3 separate regions of the Homo sapiens genome follow, and all the other regions are linked to region 1. The links are chromatin loops, found by intact Hi-C in ENCODE. Cell type or tissue: endothelial cell of umbilical vein. All regions are shown on one strand. Each heading gives the region's core, and the rest is flanking DNA. Links, peaks and the distances in the headings are about the cores only.

Region 1 (5,577 bases), core at 578-5,577:
CTGCAGCATACTAATGGTTCTACCATGATTAGTCTCAATTAGGGGAAGGCTTGGCTTTTATAAGGAGATTTGTCAGGAAAGCCTCATAACAAAAGAGTCAAATTAGAACATATTTTAAATAGATTGCCATCTCAACAGTGAAATTTCATATTTCTATGTTTTAATGTCAATAATTGGCTTAAATAGTCCCTCTTGGAGAACACAGGTAAATTAACAGTAATTATAATTGGGCTCTATTGAAAAAGAGCAATAGACTTAATAGTCCTGTTCATGCCTGAAAGAATGTTCAATGGAGAAACCAGCCAAGATTCCATTTTTCCCTGTCTTGCATTCAGTACAATTTGGATGACATTAAGCTTTCTCTTCACTCATTTACTCATCCAACAACTGCTTACCACATTCACATTCTGTGCCATTTTGTTAAGAGCTGAAAGAGTGGTGAACAGACCTAGGGCCTGCCCTCACAGAGCCTACAGTCTAGTGAGAGGGATAATCAATAAACAAGTAAACAAACAAAAAACAGCTGTTGTAAGTGCTGTGAGGGACATACACACGTGCTGCGACAGAGAATAATATGGGATTGACTTTAGTGGGCAGGTCAGGGAAGGTCACACACATTCTGTGGGTGATTGGGTACTAACATTTATTTTGGAGTTAAAAATACCTCCTACAGGTCTTTTGCTGCAGTGATGCCAGCGGGAGCATCAGGAGCTTGGGCTCAGAGCAGGACGCCTCGGATTGTTTTAAGAAAATGGCAGACGAACTGGGCATGGAGGAAATCGCTAGCTTTCATAAGGCCAAGCTAAGGAAAATGGGGATGCAGAACACCCTGCCAACCAACCCAAGAGACTGCTGAGCAGGAGAAGCGGTGTGAGACTTCCTAAGAGCCTGGAGGATTCCCGACCCCATCATCTTCCAGACTCCAGCTGCCATGTGGAAGAAGCTGATTATAGCAGGGTTTTTTTTTTTTTGCCATGCCATGAGGTGTGTTTTATTTTCAATAATCATACAATAATTTTCTATAATGGAAAATCATACAAATAATTTTCTATAATGAAAATAATACAAATAATTTTCTGTAATGAAAATTAATACAAATAATTTTGTATTAATCATACAAATAATTTTCATTAAAGAACATTATTTGCACGATTACTGAAAATAAAAAACACCTCATGACATGGCCAAAAAAACCCCCAAAAATCTTCCTATAATCAGCTTTGATATAAACAGTTTTCTTTTAACTGAGGAGAAAGCACCAGTATACAAAGAAGAAAAGCAGGGTGTGCACTTTTTTTCTTCTGGGGTCTACAAAATAAAAATAGCCATGAGGCTCCCTGGATAGTTTTTCTTGCTGATTGCAAACACCAGATACCCCGAGTGCAGTCTTTTCATGCAATCTGGATGTGCATCCTGGTTTTTCACGGAAATTTCTTCCTTGGGGTAAAAGATGACCACCCATATTTAATGGGAGGGCCCAAAAGCATTTAAGGGGAATATAAATTCCAGAGGTCTATCCAGAACTAACATGAAAAGCTCCTCTCTTGAATTTGCTGCCCATCAAGGCAAAGCATCTTCCTTGAAGCAGGTTTGAAGGATTTGCTTCCTCATCTCGCCTCCTCTTTTCGCACCTGCCAGTCCACAAGGGCTTGGGTGACAGCACCTGGCCTACACACTTTTCTAGGCACAGCAAAACTGTCCCCTACACGGATTTTCTTTAGTTCACAAACACATCTCCTCTCATTTTGGTTGTTTGAGCCACGGTGAGAATGCTGGGCTTTCAGGAATATAATTTGATGATGAAGGGATTCACCCTCTCTGCCCAGGACTTTTTTTTTTTTTTTTTTTTTTAAGATGAAGTCTTGCTTTGTCGCCCAGGCTGGAGTGCAGTGGCACCATCTTGGCTCACTGCAAACTCCGCCTCCCCGGTTCAAGCGATTCTCCTGCCTCAGCCTCCTGAGTAGCTGGGATTACAGGCGCCCACCACCACGCCCAGCTAATTTGTTTTGTATTTTTAGTAGAGATGGGGTTTCACCATGTTGACCAGGCTGGTTTGGAACTCCTGACCTCAAGTGATCCACCCGCCTTGGCCTTCCAAAGTGTTGAGATTACAGGCGTGAGCCACCGCGCCCGGCCTGTCCAGGACTTTTTGAAGGGGTTTTGTTTGTTTTGCTTTTAGGTATGTCTATTTGTTATTTTCTTAATAAAAACACCACTAGCGGCCAGGTGCGGTGGCTAACGCCTGCACTCCAGCCTGGGTGACAGAGACCCTGTCACGAAAAAAAAAAAAAATCTAAAGAAAGCCTCTCTTTCTAGCCAATGTTTAAAAGCTCTCAGTGTTGCTCCTCTCTCTTCCTACATTTCCTCTTCCTAAGCAAAGTAACATAAAAACTCTAGACAATTGGCAGGTATTTGTGTGTTCACCTGTGGGAGAGAGTTCACTTTTCAGGGAGCGGGAATAAAGGAAAACGATTGTCGAGTGCACGTGATTTAAATTAAGTCCTGGCCTCCATCAAAGTGGTGTTGGGAACCATCTGGTGGCCAGAAAGGTTTTAACACAGGCCAGGGCTCCCTGCTGTCCTCTCGTGGCAAGAGGTGGTATGACGCCCTAGGTAGGAATCCTTGCCCTGCGTTGTTCAGGATTACAGAAAAGATACAGATCAGGAAGGAAGGCAGTTAAAGTCAACGTTTACTTAATGCCCTAAAGCAGATGGGGCTCCGGGAGGAGCCAGGACAGCACCGACGCTGGCATGGTATCTGCAGTTACTGCCTGCTGCCCACAGGAGATTGACAAAAACCCCAAATATGACAATCCCAATTCATAATTTTGGGTGGAGCGGGGTGGAGTTTTATGACATATTCTCAATTAAAAATATCTTTATCCTGTTTTTGAATCATAGAATTTTAGAGCTGGAAAGGATCTTAGAAATGAGTCAATAAAATTTTATTGAGTTTTTACTATGTGCCTCTGTACTACGTGCTGTTAGGGACTTAAGGATGAATTAGATATGAATAAGCCCTGTCCTCAAAGAGTTAAAGGTGTAGCAGAAAAGTCATACAATAAAGCGAGTAAATGCCATGTAATGTGGTAGGTGCAATAACATTGGGAGAGCATGCGATACTGTGAGGACAGATGTCAGAATGGCCCCCTCTACCTGAGGTAAGTGAAGGCTTAAAAGAGAGGAGCTAGCACCTGACTTGTGTCTCAGAGAATGAGGAGTTTTCCAGGTAGGTGGGTAAGGGTGGGGATCAGAGAGGGAGGCCCAGGCAGTTGAGAAGCACACGCAGGCAGGTGGGACATTGCATTCGGCTGTAGCATATGGTATGAGGTAGGTAGCAGATGCTGCATAAATCCTTGCCGAATGAATGCATCTATGAATGATGATGGTGGGAATGGTGAGAGAGGAGGATGAAGAGGTTATGGGGGGTGGGGTGCAGGTCATAACACTAAGGAATTTGAACGTCATGCTAGAAGAGGTGAGGGAGGGTGTGGGTGGAGGGCCTTTGAAGGATTTAAGCAGAGGAGTGACATGATCATATTTATATTTTAAAAACAATTTTGGCAGCAGCGAGAAGGAGGCCGATAACTAATTAGTAGGCTACTGAAATAACCCAGTGAGTGATGATGAAATCCTAAGGCGGAGAAATGGGAACATTGAGGAAAGCATGGATTTGAGTACTGTTGGGAATACAGAATCGGTAGAGGCAATGAAAGAGAGAGAAGGGTCTAGGATGGCTGCCACCCAGAGTTTTGGCATGGGGTCTGCGTGGAGCAGATTTTGACAGGAAGGTAAAGAACATAGTGGTGGTGTTTGTGGCACCTCCAGGTCGATGTCTAGAGGGTATCTGAATACATGGGTCTGGGTTTAGGATCACAAAACTGAATGAAGGAAACCTGGAGAGTGTGTGGAGTGTGTGACCAGTGGGGAAAGTGGAGGATGAACTCTGGTGACCAAAGGATGGGTGGGGAGGGGCAGAAGAGGAGCTAGGAGAGGAGGAGAACCGAAGGGGAAACTGGCCTGGGGAGGTGTCCTTAAAGGGTCAGCCAACACTGGGCGAGAGTCCACCTAACAGGATCAGAAGCCTTGGCCAGATGGAATTGCTCTTGTGTTTTCTGCACCATGTGTTTGCTTATTTATTTGTTCAATGCTTGTCTTCATATTTAGTAAAAGGTTTTTCTTGTAACAGCACCCCTCTCTGCCCCAGGTTTCTGTTCCGTAGATGGAGGCTGGTCACAGTTAGAGTTGGAGTGGGCTCCCTGCCTCCGGGCCTCTCCCTTGCAACCCCTCTCCCACTGTGATCTCACTGGCTTGGCTCACATGTAGTTCTGATCACTTTTCCCCGTCACAATTGTTCATTCTCACTTTCTTAGTCTCCTTCTCTCAGGGCTCCCCACTGCCTGCAGAGTAGCTCTCAAGCCTTGCATTCAGAGCCCCTAAAATCTGATCCCAACTTTTTCTTCCTGCTTGAGCTCGGAATTCCTCCACTCACTTCCCCCAAGCCAGAGCCTCAGGCACACTGGAGCTCACTTCCCCTACCTCTGTGTCATCACCCGAATTCCTTCCATCCTTTAAGGTCAAGATCAAATAGTCCTTCTTTCAACCTTCCCTGATTCTTTTAGCCCAAACCATTTTAAAAAATCACTTTTCTGAACTTCTACAGCACTTAACATATTCTCTATACTTTTGTAGTAATTTAGAATCCATTTTATTTTCTCTAACCCTGTTCAGGTAAAAGGGTCTTGTATTACATTCCTTGTTTTCTCTCAAGAGCCTAATAAAATGTCCAGCACATATACAGGTACTCAATGAATATTAAAAAACAATTGAGTCAGGTGCAGTGGCTCATGCCTGTAATCTCAGCAGTTTGGGAGGCCAAGGTGGGAAGATCCTTGACGCCAGGAGTTTGAGACCAGCCTGGACAATATAGGGAGACCTGGTCTCCACAAAAAATTTAAAAAATTAGCCAGGTATGGTGGCATGTGCCTGTAGTCCCAGCTACTCTGGAGGCTGAGGTGGGAGGATTGCTTGAGCCCAGGAGGTTGACATTGTTGTGAACTATAATTGCTCCACTAGACTCCAGCCTGAGTAACAGAGCAAGAGCCTGTCTCAAAAAGTAAAAAAATCGATTACCGAGAAATCCTTAGGAAATAATTTAAATGGGAGAAGCAGCAATTAATATGTTTTTCTAAACTAGAAATAAAGGGTTGAAGCAGAAACATAATATGAAGAGGCACTGGGAGGAATCGGGAGGTAGGAGGCAGAGTCTGAGGCAGAGCTTGGGTACCTGCAGAACTGCAGAAAAGGACTAAGAGGTAGATTCTGGGGCTACCAAAGGGCAAGACACCCAGGATTGGGTCTGAAGATGGTTAATATGTGGGTCAAACCTAAAGCAACCCTCTGTTAAGGCACGATGATATATAAGTCGTGGCAAGCAAATGTTGAGTACTTAACTATTTATGGAATTTACCTGGTTTGAGTGTAGTCTGTGTTCCCCATCTGCATCCACCATAGTAATTGAAAGCCTTAGGTTATATAAATTTAGCACCTACATGTCAAGCGCGGCGATGGGTACTTC
Region 2 (6,114 bases), core at 674-5,673, 180 kb before region 1:
GAAGCTCAGAATGGGAAGGGGCTGGGGCAGGAGGGCTGTGCTTTGATTTGCTGGGGATGGAGTCTCAGCATCACCAGAAAGCAGAGTTCTGGAAATCTCACTCTGTTAATCATTTTGTACTTTCAATCGAAATTCCTTTTTCCTTTCCTTTGGCTTTTGGCGGCAGCACTCCCATGGTGAAGGTCGGTCTGCCCCAGCTGTGCTAAGACAAACAAAAGGAGGGGAGCAGGGTGTGGCAGATGGCAGCCAGCAGGGCTGCAGGGAGGGCTGGCGGATGGCAATAGGGCATCCTGCATGGCAGGGCATCCAAGCAAGGCAGCCCAGGGTGAGCTGTGAAGGGGGCATGGGCACAAAGGGGCAGCAGCTCTCCTTCACCCACCCAGGGAGTCCCCTTCTGGGCTCCTATTTTGTCATAACCTGGAGGGCTTGATATTTTGTCATTCCATCCACTACCACCCTTTACATCTCCCCCGCAAGACCAAAGACACTCCCCATTAAGACAAGAGGCAAGTGGATTACTTGGTGTTGGGATTTGTTGTGAGGTTTGCTGACACCTTGACCATTTTTCACTGGCTGGAAATGAAAGGAACTTCCCACTTGCTCTTTGAAGGCAATTTCATTCTCTCCAGGGTCCTTATTTCCTTCCCATATTCTCTCACACTCCCAAACTTCTGAAGAAGGGAGCAAACTTTGGCCACGAGGAAGGAGTGGAGCTGAAATAAGAGAGTCCAGGGTCTTGGAGGTGAAGGGGGAACGGCCAGGTCCTCTAGTCCAATCTTCTTTGCTACCTCCCCCCTCTTGTCGCTTTGCCCAGACCACACACCTGCCTCTGTACTTGTCACTGCACCTGCACTGTTGAATCCACCTTTCCTGGGTCACGCCGCTGTGCTGGGTGGTCACAGCCTAGGACCCTGTAGAGCCGCAGCCTCCATGTGAACTGGATTCAGGTCTGGTGCTGTGTCCTCAGTTCAGTGGCACACTTGCAGCTGAACCTCTTGGGGCTGGTGGGCACCAAGGGTCAGAAGCAATTCTACCCAAAGATGCTGGTGCTACCAACTAACTCCTCAAGGTAGATAACAACATATGGCTGTGCCCAACCTGCACTGGCTGCTGACCCAACCCTACCCTGTCCAGCCCCTCTACCTGAGTAAACACTTTCAGCTGCCCTCGAGAAATGGTAGGATTGGCTATGTGCTGAGCCTAGTGGCACTGCAGCTCATGGAGGCAGCACCGGCTTCAGGCCGCTGTGGCCTTGGTGGTCCCTTTGATGGCACGGAGGTGGATAAATGCCTGCATCAGCTGACACTGAGTTTGTGGACACCAGGGACCTCTGCAGCTAGCTGGGAAATCTTTCCCAGGAGGTCTCCCACCCCTTCCCTCTGGAACACCCCCTGACGAGGCCAGGGGAGGAACCCCTACTCTATGTTCTACTCTGGTACCTAGTGCTCACGGTGAGCAGGCTGGCTCGGGGCAGCCCTCCTCAGAGCTGGAGCGCCTTTCAGGTGCCCTCTGAACAGATACTGTTCAGAATACAGATAAACAGATGCCACCAAGGTCCCCTAGCTGTGCAGTGGAGGGGCAGGTTTCAAAATCAGATCTGTCTCCAAAGTTCCTGCTCTTAAACAAAGCTGTCCCATCTTCCCACCCCTCTCCATGGGCCTGTCCTCTCCTCTAAGTACCATATCCCAACTCTCCCAGGACTGGCATCATCTTAAGAGTCAGTGCCTTCTCTGTTCCCAGGGTCCCCACTGACTCCAACCTGCCCACGTCCTCCACTACATGAACCCAGAACTGTTGTACATGATGGAACCACCTCCATGCCCATGGGTACTGTCCTGCCACCAGCCCCAGTGGGAGGCACCTCTGCCTGTCCCTGTCCAACCCCAGTACCCCATCTTGACCAAGGCCATGCCCTGACCTGCCTCCAAGAACAGACCAGCAGCTCACCCCCTAGACAAAATCACTTCCTCTTTAATTGCTGTTGAAGAAGATTCACACCACTGCCTCCAAGGAGATGGGGGGGCATTTCCCCCTTGCCCCCACCTCTCTCCCCTCCCCAATTACCTGGTCCTTTGCAAACTATTTTAGCCAGAAAAAAAAAAAAAAAAAAAGACCGGAAACCACTGACACAGACAGCCCAAGGGCTGGGTTGGCTGAGGGAGGCAGGGCTGGGCCAGGTAAGTCCGCCCTATCACCCAGTTTGTGGGGAAGGGGCAGGGGGCCTGGAAACCCTCCCAGCCACCTCGAATCCTCTCAGCCCTGGCTGGGAGAGGTCACGGGGGTGAGGAATGGCTCTGGAGCTGCTCCAGTGGGAGGGAGGGGCTGGACAGAAAGAATAATGGGGGAGGGGTCCCACTGTAGGGGTGCCCCCTACCCCAGATCACCACGGGCGCTGCACAGTCACAGGTACGCAGTCACGGTCACAGACACAACCCGAGAGCACCCCCACCCCAACCCACCCCCTGCCCACCCTGGGCTTCCCCTACCCCAAAACGCCCTCCCCACGCCCCTGCCCGCCCCCATCCCCATGTTGGGGAACAAAGCAATAAATTACAAGGCCCCCGCAGCCCTCTTAGCCCGCTCCTGCTCCATCCCTTCTCCCTCCCAAGATAGTAGTGGGAGGGACCCAGGCTCTTGGTTCCCCCCGGACTCTTTAGCTTCCACCCATGGGTAGGTGTAGGGGACGTCCTGGTTTCCACTACTCACGGTCCCTTTCACGGAAAGGGTTGGGAACCCCCACCCCCATGAGCAGCAGGGGTCCTGCCCCTCGCTGCCCTTGCCCCCTTCACTGGGCAGTGAGATGAGCATGGAAGGGGTAGGGTTTCCGTATTGGCCCCAAGTCCCGGGGCTAGCCCTCCCATGTACTAAACCCTCCCTCTGGCGTGGCGTCGCCCCAGGAGCCAGCCTGGGTATGGGCTCCCGCCCTGGGATTGTTGAGCTCGGGCAGGACCGGGTCTTCTTTCCGCCCCTAGGGGGCACAAGCGGGCATGTCCAAGCGCCTAGGAGCCCGTACCGCTGGGGACCTCCCCTTCCGCGAACCCCGAGCGGGTAGACCCAGAGCAATCCGAGTGTGGAAACAATGGAGAGGGGGCGTGTTGAGCTGGGGTCTCCATGCCTCGTTGGGGAGAGGGAGGTGAGTTTGTGTCTTCTGGAAGGCGTGGGGGCTGTGCCCTCGTGGGGGTAGGAAGTGCTCCCGTGGGGCGGGGTGCGGATCGGAGAGGTGAGTGGGTGCGTCTGTCCAGCGGTCCGCCCGGTGTGGTCGTGCCCGGCCCGCGTGGGGATGGGGGTGTCTCTCCCGCTGGGCAACTATACCAGCGCAACCGGGGCGTCGGCGCGGCCCACGCTAGCGGCGCTGCTCCGGCGGCGGGGGCTGGGCGTGGCGGTGATGCTGGGCGTGGTGGCCGCGCTGGGCGTGGTGGCCGCGCTGCCGCCCTCACCCGGGCAGCCGTGCTGGAGAAGGATGTCGGCGCACAGCTGGCTTCCAGCCTGGCGGGCGTAGAACAGCGCCGTGCGGCCCTGGGCGTCACGGGCCGCCACGTCCGCGCCGTACTAGAGGGCGGAAACGGCCGCGTGACCGCGCGTCCCCAGGGCGCCCACACCCGGCGCCGCCTCCCCCACATGGCCAAGCCTACTTCCGGGGTCCCTCTGGGAATTTCGGGCTTTCCCGCGCCAGGCGTTTTCCGAGATGAAGCCTCAAAGACCCCCTTTCCTCCCCCCAGCTCACGTACCCACAGCAGCAGTTGCGTGATGACGACGTGGGCGAGCTCGGCCGCCAGGTGGAGTGGGGAGCGCAGCTGTGGGTCCTCTACGCTGGTGTCGAGCGGCCCGTGTCGCGCATGGGCCAAAAGCAGGAGAACGGTAGCCACGTCCTGGGCCTGCACGGCGGCCCACAGCTGGCGGCCCAGCGGCTCCTCCGAGGTGCTCAGCGGCGCCAGGAACAGTAGCTGCTCGTACTTGGCGCGAATCCACGACTCGCGCTCCTCCCTGCAAGACCAGGGATCAACGGAAAAGGCTCTAGGGACCCCCAGCCAGGACTTCTGCCCCTACCCACGGGACCGTCTCAGGTTCGCACACCCTCAGCAACCCTCCCCCCGCTCTGTTCCCTCACGCTTACCGCGAAGAGTCCCGCGAGGGCTTGGCACGGCCTCGCGTGTCGCTTTCCCACACGCGGTTGGCCGTGTCGTTGCCAATAGCCGTCAGCACCAGGGTCAGCTCCCGTGGCCAGTCGTCCAAGTCCAGCGAGCGAACGCGGGACAGGTGTGTGCCCAGGTTGCGGTGGATGCCAGAACACTCGATGCAGATGAGGGCGCCCAGGTTCAAGCTGGCCCACGTGGGGTCTGCGGAAGGAGCGTAGAGGTCGGCTCCCAGCCGGGCAGCACAGGCACCCCGGCATTCACTACACTCCCTAGCCCCTCCGCTGCCTCCTGGCACTCACTGGGGGCCCCGCAGTCCACGCAGATTGAATTCCCCTTGGCGTTCCGGATCGCCTGGATGGCCACGGCCTCGCTTTGGCTGTCTGTGCGCAGCTGCAGAGAGGGTTTGGGTTGGCACTGACTCTGCCTCCAAGCCCCACCTCCTTCTCAGACACCTCTGCTCTCCTCTCACACGACTTCGGCCGTGTCGTTGCCAATGGCCGTCAGCACCAGGGTCAGTTCCTGCGGCCAGTCCTCCACTCCACCTCAAACTCTTACCTTGACCTTGCTGCTCTCACAGCATTGCAGACTGGCTAGGATCTGACTCTCGATGGCCTGGACCCAGGCATCCCGCTCCTCAAAACTGGCTGCCTCAAAGTGCCACGTCTGACCCGTGCTGGACACGATCAGGAACTCAAAGTTTTCCTCTGAGTGGGGGATGGGATGGGGTCATTAAGGGACAGAGTTCAAGCAGGGGCTGCCTTTCCCAAGACCGTCCTCCCTGATGTCCATCCCGAGCCCCTGGGAGTGGGGCAGTGGGGGTAGGGAAAGCAGAGGGTGGGGGGCAGCAGGAAGCCCGAGCACATGCAGGGGAAGGCGGGGGCACCCCCACCCTTCTGCACCCCAGCTGAGCGCCCCTCCCGGCTCCCCACTTGTTACCTGCTTTATAAATATTTCTTAAACTACCAAAGGATTTTAGTTTCCACATTTTGCGCTTGGCTGGTTTCCCGAAGCGAAGGAGATAGAGATAGAATGGAGAGCAGAACAGAGAAAGAGAGACCAAGAAAGAAGGAGAAAAAGACAGGTAGATGGAGAGATGGAGAGAGATAGTGACAGAGTGCCAGAGACAAAGCAGGACAGACAGATGGGGAGAGAAAGCAGAACTAAAGTCAGTGGCCCCGGAGCAGAGTGGAACAGAAGCCAAGAGCCATGAGAGTAGGCAGATCTGGAACCTGGGTCTGAGCACCCGGCAGAGAGCAGGGGCAGCAGGGATGGGTTATCAAGACCAGCGAGGAGCTGGACCTCTGGGAGAAGAAGGGAGGGTCAGGATCTGAGTGAACACGGGGGAAGGGGACAGAAGCTGGGGCGCAGGGCTGAGATGAGAGGGCCCTGGGGCTGGTGGCGGTGGGGGTGCGGGGAATCACTGAGGGACAAGAATGGGGATCACTATGGTCAAGGGCTGTTGGGGAGCACTTGGCAATAGAAAGTTATCGGGAGAAGGCCGGGCACGGTGACTCATGCCTGTAATCCCCACCGCCTGTAATCCCAGCACTTTGGGAGGCCGAGGCGGGCAGATCACGAGGTCAGGAGATCAAGACCATCCTGGCTAACACAGTGAAACCCAGTCTCTACTAAAAAATACAAAAAATTAGCCGGGCATGGTGGCAAGTGCCTGTAGTCCCAGCTACTTGGAAGGCTGAGGCAGGAGAATGGTGTGAACCCGGGAGGCAGAGCTTGCAGTGAGCCGAGATCGCACCACTGTACTCCAGCCTGGGTGACAGAGTGAGACTCCATCTCAAAAAAAAAAAAAAAAAAGAAAAGAAAAAAAAAAGAAAGAAAGTTATTGGGAGAAGGGGCTGGGTGGTCACAGAATCCAGGATCTGGGGAATCAGTGGGAGATGCTGAGATAAGGGGCTGAATCACTGGGGATCAGCGGGGCTGCCGGGTGCAGGGGCTGGGGTGGTAAGTGGAGTTGAGGGAA
Region 3 (6,114 bases), core at 674-5,673, 120 kb before region 1:
TGCTGACATCTGATTGTTGTGTGTTGGCCAGAGAGGTTGAAGATTAGCTCAGAGAGAATGTTGATGTTGTAGAATGTAGAGTAATGAGAATAGCAGTGGGTGAAATGGAGGTTGAGGCAACTAAAAGCCAGTGTGGGCTCTGGGCTGTCAAGACATTGTCCTCTATGCTCTGAGGTCTCTGGACCTTCCAGGCAGGAGCCAAGAACCCTTGGTTGGTTCCTCTGACTTGCATTTTTCCTCCTTCCTCTCTCTCAGGGGGGGATGTTACCATCACTGACCTGCCCCTGGCCCTAGAACAGATCCAGGGCAACGTCCAGGCCAATGTGCCAGCTGGAGGCCAGGCCCAGGTGCGTGCCTTGTCCTGGGGGATTGACCATCATGTCTTCCCTGCAAACTATGACCTGGTGCTGGGGGCTGATATCGTGTACCTGGAACCCACCTTCCCTCTGCTGCTGGGGACCCTCCAACACCTGTGCAGGCCCCATGGCACCATCTATCTGGCCTCCAAGATGAGAAAGGAGCATGGGACAGAGAGCTTCTTTCAGCACCTCCTGCCCCAGCATTTCCAACTGGAGCTGGCTCAGCGGGATGAGGATGAAAATGTCAACATCTATAGGGCCAGGCACAGGGAACCAAGACCTGCTTGACATCACCCTTGCTGTTCTTCTCAATCTCTTGCTCTAATGAAGGAACTGTGTATCTCAAAAACCATATTTCCAGAGCCACAAACATGAGGACCAAAAAGGATGGATTTCCCTGGCCTCTCTCACTTTCCTCCTTCCCTCTTTGTTACCCCAGATACTCTTGGGCAGGTGCAGTGAGGTGCCTGCTTACAAGGAATCCCAGAGTTCTGGCAGCACTAGTGTTAGAACACCAAGGAGGTTCCTGGCTCCTGTTCTCAGAGAAGGAGGATGGTAAGGTATCCAGGATTTTTAGGGGGTAAGGGAGATATATGGGATGTGAGAGCAGTGATTGTAGACAGACTGTCACTGATCACTTCCATTCCTGTTGCTGTTTACACAGAATGGACTTTAAAAAAATTCTGTGGGATTTTTTTTTCTTTTTTTCTTTTTTTTTGAGACAGGGTCTCACTCTGTCATCCAGGCTGGAGTGCAGTGGTGTGATCACAGCTCACTGCAGCCTCAACCTCTGAAGGCCCAGATGATCTTCCTGCCTCAGCTCCCCAAGTAGCTGGGACTAGAGGCATGCGCCACCACACCCGGCTAATTTTTGTATTTTCAGTAGAGACAGGGTTTCGCCATGTTGCCCAGGGTGGTCTCAAACTCCTGGGCTCAAGTGATCCACCCGCCTTGCCTCCCAAAGTGCTGGGATTGCAGGCATGGCCCACTGTGCTAGCCTAGGATTTTTTTTTTTTTTTAAGAAAGAATTAAGCCTTAAAAATCTATTGTGCAAGAACCCAACTTTTACTCAGGAGCTGAGAAGGAAGAAGCCTCAAACCACCCATTTCCTGCTTTTTAGAGATAGAGTCTAGTGGAACCATGGCTCTAACTGGGTCAAGTCCTCCTAGCTCTGAAGCTAAGGCTGCAGAGCTGTCCTTTGGACTGTATTTCTTCATGCTTTCCAGAGTTAGAGCCTTGATCACGGAACATCATTGTGTGCAGAAGAATACTGTACCTAGTACTAAGTTCTTTTCATCTTTGATTTTTCTTTAGCTTCATCAGTCCTTCCTTCCTAATCTCTAATCCCCTGAAGCCTAACACAGTTCCTAATGTGTTTTGCCTTAACCTCTTTTCTCTTCCCACATTGGTACTTCTGGTTGGGGCTCTCTTTACTTACTGCTTAGGCACATAGTCACCTTCTCTGGACTCCCTGCTTCCATGCTTTCTCCTTCAGTCCATTCCGCAAACTCTTGTGATCTTCCAAAATTAGCTCTGATTAGCTTTCACTTCCTGTAGAAGCAAGAACAAGCTCCTCTGCTTGGTACTTAGTCTGTGTCCATGTGATCCAAAATTACCTTCCTATTGCATTTCCTACTCCTTTGCTACGTGTATTGGACCTCTGGCCAAATTACAAAAGATGTACTCTTTGTTCTCTAAAACCACACTAAAGTTTTCTGACTTCTTTCACACTCTTTATGATAATCCTCTGCCTGAAAGGCTATTGCCACCTGTCAAAATCTTCATTATTCTTTGCCTCTTTCCTGAGCCTCTTGCTTGAATGTGATTTCTTTCTCCCTGAGACCCATAAGGTTCATCTTATGGGACCTTAATTTGTCTTGCATGGACATTTGTGATTCTCATTTTCTCACCATTAAATTACCTTGGAGGGTAGGGCTGTGGTTTACTCCTGTCTAAACCCCTGAAGCCTAACACAGTTCCTGGCACACAACAGGTGTTCAACAGATATTGTGCTCATTCAATAAATATTTACTCGCTTTGTTTAATGGATTCCACCCCTGCCTTCCTAGGTGACCTTGGACAAATTCTCGAACCCATTCACCAACCACACAAGTTTGTTGTGAGTCATAAATGGATAATGAATATAAATGCGCATTGAAAATAAACATAAAATGTTACCCACATTTCTTGTGTTGTTGTTTTGTGACGACTTTATTTCTTGGTTTCTGTTATTTTACCTGGGGTGGGAGGTGGGGGGTAATTCCCGTATGAAATGTGTCGTCTCAAGAAATCAAGTAGAGGCGAGGACTGTGTTCCTCCGGCCAGCAGGTGGCACCATACTCGTTTGGTGCGTTCCGCTGGAGAATTCTGGCCCTTCCGCCGCGCCGTAGGTTTGTTGCCTCACCAGTGCGCCCGCCGGAGGGTGTTTATCGCGGCTAGAGAGATGTCGCTGCTGCGGTCGCTGCGCGTGTTTCTGGTCGCGCGGACCGGGAGCTACCCGGTGAGAAGTCCTGGTGCTGGTACCGACCTGCTGTCCCTGCAGCTCTCCTGTGCGCCTGTACCTTTCCCTTCCTCCCAACCTCGTTTGACTCCATCTCACCTTCCCCGACAGCATTGCCTCTGCCCAGTCCAGCCCCGGTGCACCCCCCTTTGCACACTGTCCGCTCCCTAAGGTCGCTTCCCTGCCCGTGTACCCTTCACCCTCTGGAGTTTGCTGCTTCCTGCTCCTCATCCCTTTCTTATCTCATCTAGGCTGGGTCTCTTCTGCGTCAGTCGCCCCAGCCAAGGCACACATTTTATGCTGGGCCCCGTCTGTCTGCCTCGGCCTCCAGCAAGGAGCTCCTCATGAAGCTGCGGCGGAAAACAGGCTACTCCTTTGTAAATTGCAAGAAAGCTCTGGAGACTTGTGGCGGGGACCTCAAACAGGTGTGTGTGTGGAGGGGTGCAGGGCGGAGTACTAGAGCTCGACCTCAGACTCTTGGGGCGGTCACGCTGGGGAGCATAAAGTTAGACTGCTCTTCAGTGACCATAATGGCACAGTCCTAAGTGGAAATCTGGCTTAAATGACAACCTTGGCCTTGACTTTGTCTTATTTGAAAGCAGTTGAGTATCCCAGGATTAACAAACCAGACTGTTACGGTGTTTCTTGTTGCCTGGAGCTGAAAGGGTTTGTGTGAGCTTTGGAGTCAGATTGTTCAGGAGTCAAATTGTGGGGCCCCCACACTGTCTGACTTTAGACTTTTTTTTTTTTTTTCAGACGGAGTCTTGCTCTGTGGCCCAGGCCGGCGTGCAATGGCACGATGTTGGCTCACTGCAACCTCCGCCTCCCGGGTTCAAGCGATTCTCCTGCCTCAGCCTCCTGAGTAGTTGGGATTACAGGCGTGCGCCACGACACCCGGCTATTTTATTTTTTATTTTTTATTTTTTTTTGTATTTTTAGTAGAGATGGGGTTTCGCCGTGTCGGCCAGGCTGGTCTCGAACTCCTGGCCTCAGGTGATCCGCCCGCCTCGGCTTCCCAGAGTGGTGGGATTACAGGAGTGAGCCACCGCGCCCGGCTGACTTTAGACATCTTAATCTTTCAGAGTTGTGTAGTTTTTGCCTGTACGGTCATGCGTCTCTTAATAGGAAGATACATTCTGAGAAATGGCGTCGTTAGGAGATTTTGGCTTATGCACATCATAGAGTACCTACACAAACCTAGATGGTATATTGTACTACAACCTGGGCTATATGGAATTGCCAGCTGCTCCTAGGCTACAAACCGTTACAAAATGTTACTGGACTGAATACTGTAGGCAGTTGTAACACAGTGGTAAGTATTGTGTATCTAAACATAGAAAAAGTACAGTAAATAGGCATAAAAGATAAAAAACGATACATCTCCATAGGGAACTTATCATGTATGGAGCTTGCAGGACTGGAAGTTGCTCTGGGTGAGTCAGTGAGTGGTGAGTGAATATGAAGGCCTGCCTTAGGACACTATGGTGCACTATAGTAGACGTTAAAGCACAGTACACATAAGCTACATTACATTTATAAGAAATTTTTTTCTGTGATAATAAGTTAACCTTAGTTTAATGTAACATTTTTATTTTATAAACTTTTAACATGTTTTAAATTTTTGGACTCTTTTGTAATAACAGCATAAAACACATATTGTACAGCTGTACCAAAATATTTTTCTTTATGCACTTTTTCTGTGAGCTTTTTTCTGTTTTTAAAATTTTAAACTTTTTTTGGCTGGGCGTGGTGGCTCATGCCTGTAATCTCAGAACTTTGGGAGGCTGAGGCAAGCGGATCACCTGAGGTTGCGAGTTCGAGACTAGCCTGACCCACACGGAGAAACCTCGTCTCTACTAAAAAAAAATAAAATTAGCCTGGTGTGGTGGCAAGGGCCTGTAATCCCAGCTACTCGGGAGGCTGAGGTAGGATAATCTCTTGAACCCAAAAGGCGGAGGTTGTGGTGAGCCGAGATCGTGCCATTGCACTCCAGCCTGGGCAATAAGAGTGAAACTCTGTCTCAAAAAAAAAAACAACAACTTTTTTTATTGAAATATCTTTTTTTTTTTTTTTTTTTTTTTTTTTTGAGACAGAGTCTTACTCTGTCCCCCAGGCTGGACTGCAGTGGCACAATCTTGGCTCACTGCAAGCTCCACCTCCCAGGTTCACACCATTCTCCTGCCTCAGCCTCCTGAGTAGCTGGGACTACAGGCGCCCGCCACCACGCCCGGCTAATTTTTTGTATTTTTAGTAGAGACAGGGTTTCACCGTGTTAGCCAGGATGGTCTCGATCTCCTGACCTTGTGATCCGCCCACCTCAGCCTCCCAAAGTGTCGGGATTACAGGCGTGAGCCACAGCGCCTGGCCAAAACTTTTTTTAAGTTAAAAAATTGTTTTGTTAAAAACGGAGACACAAACACATACATTAGCCTAGGCCTACACAGGAGTGGCATCATCATTAACACTGTGTTCCACTTTCACATCTTGTCCTGCTGGAAGGTCTTCAGGGGCAGTAACGGGCATGGACCTGTCATCTCCTATGATAACAATGTTTTTTTCTGGAATACCTCTTGAAGGACCTGCCTGAAGCTGTTTTACTGTTAAATTTTTTTATTTTTTATTTTTTTGAGACGGAGTCTCACTTTGTCACCCAGGCTGGAGTGCAGTGGCGCGATAGATCTTGGTTCACTGCAACCTCCGCCTCCCGGGTTCAAGAAATTCAGCCACCCGAGTAGTTTATAAGTTGGAGTACACTCTAAAATAACAATAAAGCATATGTATTATAGTAAATACATAAGCCAGTAACATAGTTGTTCATTATTGTTTCAAGTATCATGTACTATATGTAATTGTATGTGCTATACTTTAATAGGACTGGCAGCACAGACGTTTTCTTTACACTAGCATTGCCACAAACATGTAGGTAATATGTTGCCCTACAATGTTAGGAGGACTACCGTGTCACTAGACAATAGGAATTTTTCAGCTCCATTATAATCTTAGGGACCGTCATCATATATGCAGTCCGTCATTGTCCAAAATATCGTTATGTGGTGCGTAACTGTATAAAGAAAATACAACTGTGTGCCCCATAGGGTTGTTGTGAAGATTAGATTCATCCAAGGCACCAGTTATAATAATACCTGGTATTTGGCATTTAGTGGTAGACTGCCAGTAAATGATAGATTACTTTAGTTTCTGTTAGAGAATTTAGAGAATCAGGAAACCTGAGTATATCTTAGAACTACATTTAGT

The links. Peaks named below come from ENCODE experiments on the same cell type or tissue, not always from the same donor. Only the 100,000 strongest peaks of a DNase experiment are listed, where the experiment ranks them.
Region 2: it touches region 1 in a loop (19-fold over the local background); 3 of 110 quality-filtered maps call a loop at or near these places.
Region 3: a loop joins it to region 1, with 9 times the contacts of the local background. A loop is called at or near these places in 46 of 110 quality-filtered maps.

What each region holds. Positions count from the first base shown.
Region 1 is chr12:57,902,954-57,908,530 of GRCh38, forward strand. No RefSeq gene overlaps it. Among named protein-coding and RNA genes, the nearest start is that of GIHCG, 30 kb to the right of the region's middle. RefSeq lists an enhancer at 2,413-2,707. In endothelial cell of umbilical vein, for the core only: a CTCF peak has its summit at 2,574 (motif pointing left); a DNase peak (open chromatin) is centred at 2,548; H3K27me3 peaks cover 1,032 bases.
Region 2 is chr12:57,723,246-57,729,359 of GRCh38, forward strand. AGAP2 (ArfGAP with GTPase domain, ankyrin repeat and PH domain 2) reads right to left here. Exons shown (of 19, transcript NM_001122772.3): 14 at 5,073-5,132; 15 at 4,692-4,840; 16 at 4,436-4,526; 17 at 4,115-4,337; 18 at 3,729-3,984; 19 at 1,952-3,549. The coding sequence ends at 3,307. It overlaps AGAP2-AS1 (AGAP2 antisense RNA 1), which reads left to right and starts at 2,995. Exons shown (of 2, transcript NR_027032.1): 1 at 2,995-3,133; 2 at 3,720-5,111. RefSeq lists enhancers at 3,577-4,212, 4,213-4,846. In endothelial cell of umbilical vein, for the core only: CTCF peaks have their summits at 2,970 (motif pointing right) and 3,778 (motif pointing right); a DNase peak (open chromatin) is centred at 3,006; H3K4me3 peaks cover 1,259 bases; H3K27ac peaks cover 294 bases.
Region 3 is chr12:57,780,000-57,786,113 of GRCh38, forward strand. It overlaps EEF1AKMT3 (EEF1A lysine methyltransferase 3), which reads left to right. Exons shown (of 3, transcript NM_015433.3): 3 at 256-2,542. The coding sequence ends at 647. TSFM (Ts translation elongation factor, mitochondrial) reads left to right here and starts at 2,788. Exons shown (of 6, transcript NM_005726.6): 1 at 2,788-2,859; 2 at 3,111-3,284. The coding sequence starts at 2,803. RefSeq lists enhancers at 2,549-3,418, 2,772-2,841. In endothelial cell of umbilical vein, for the core only: a CTCF peak has its summit at 2,678 (motif pointing right); a DNase peak (open chromatin) is centred at 2,732; H3K4me3 peaks cover 968 bases; H3K27ac peaks cover 590 bases.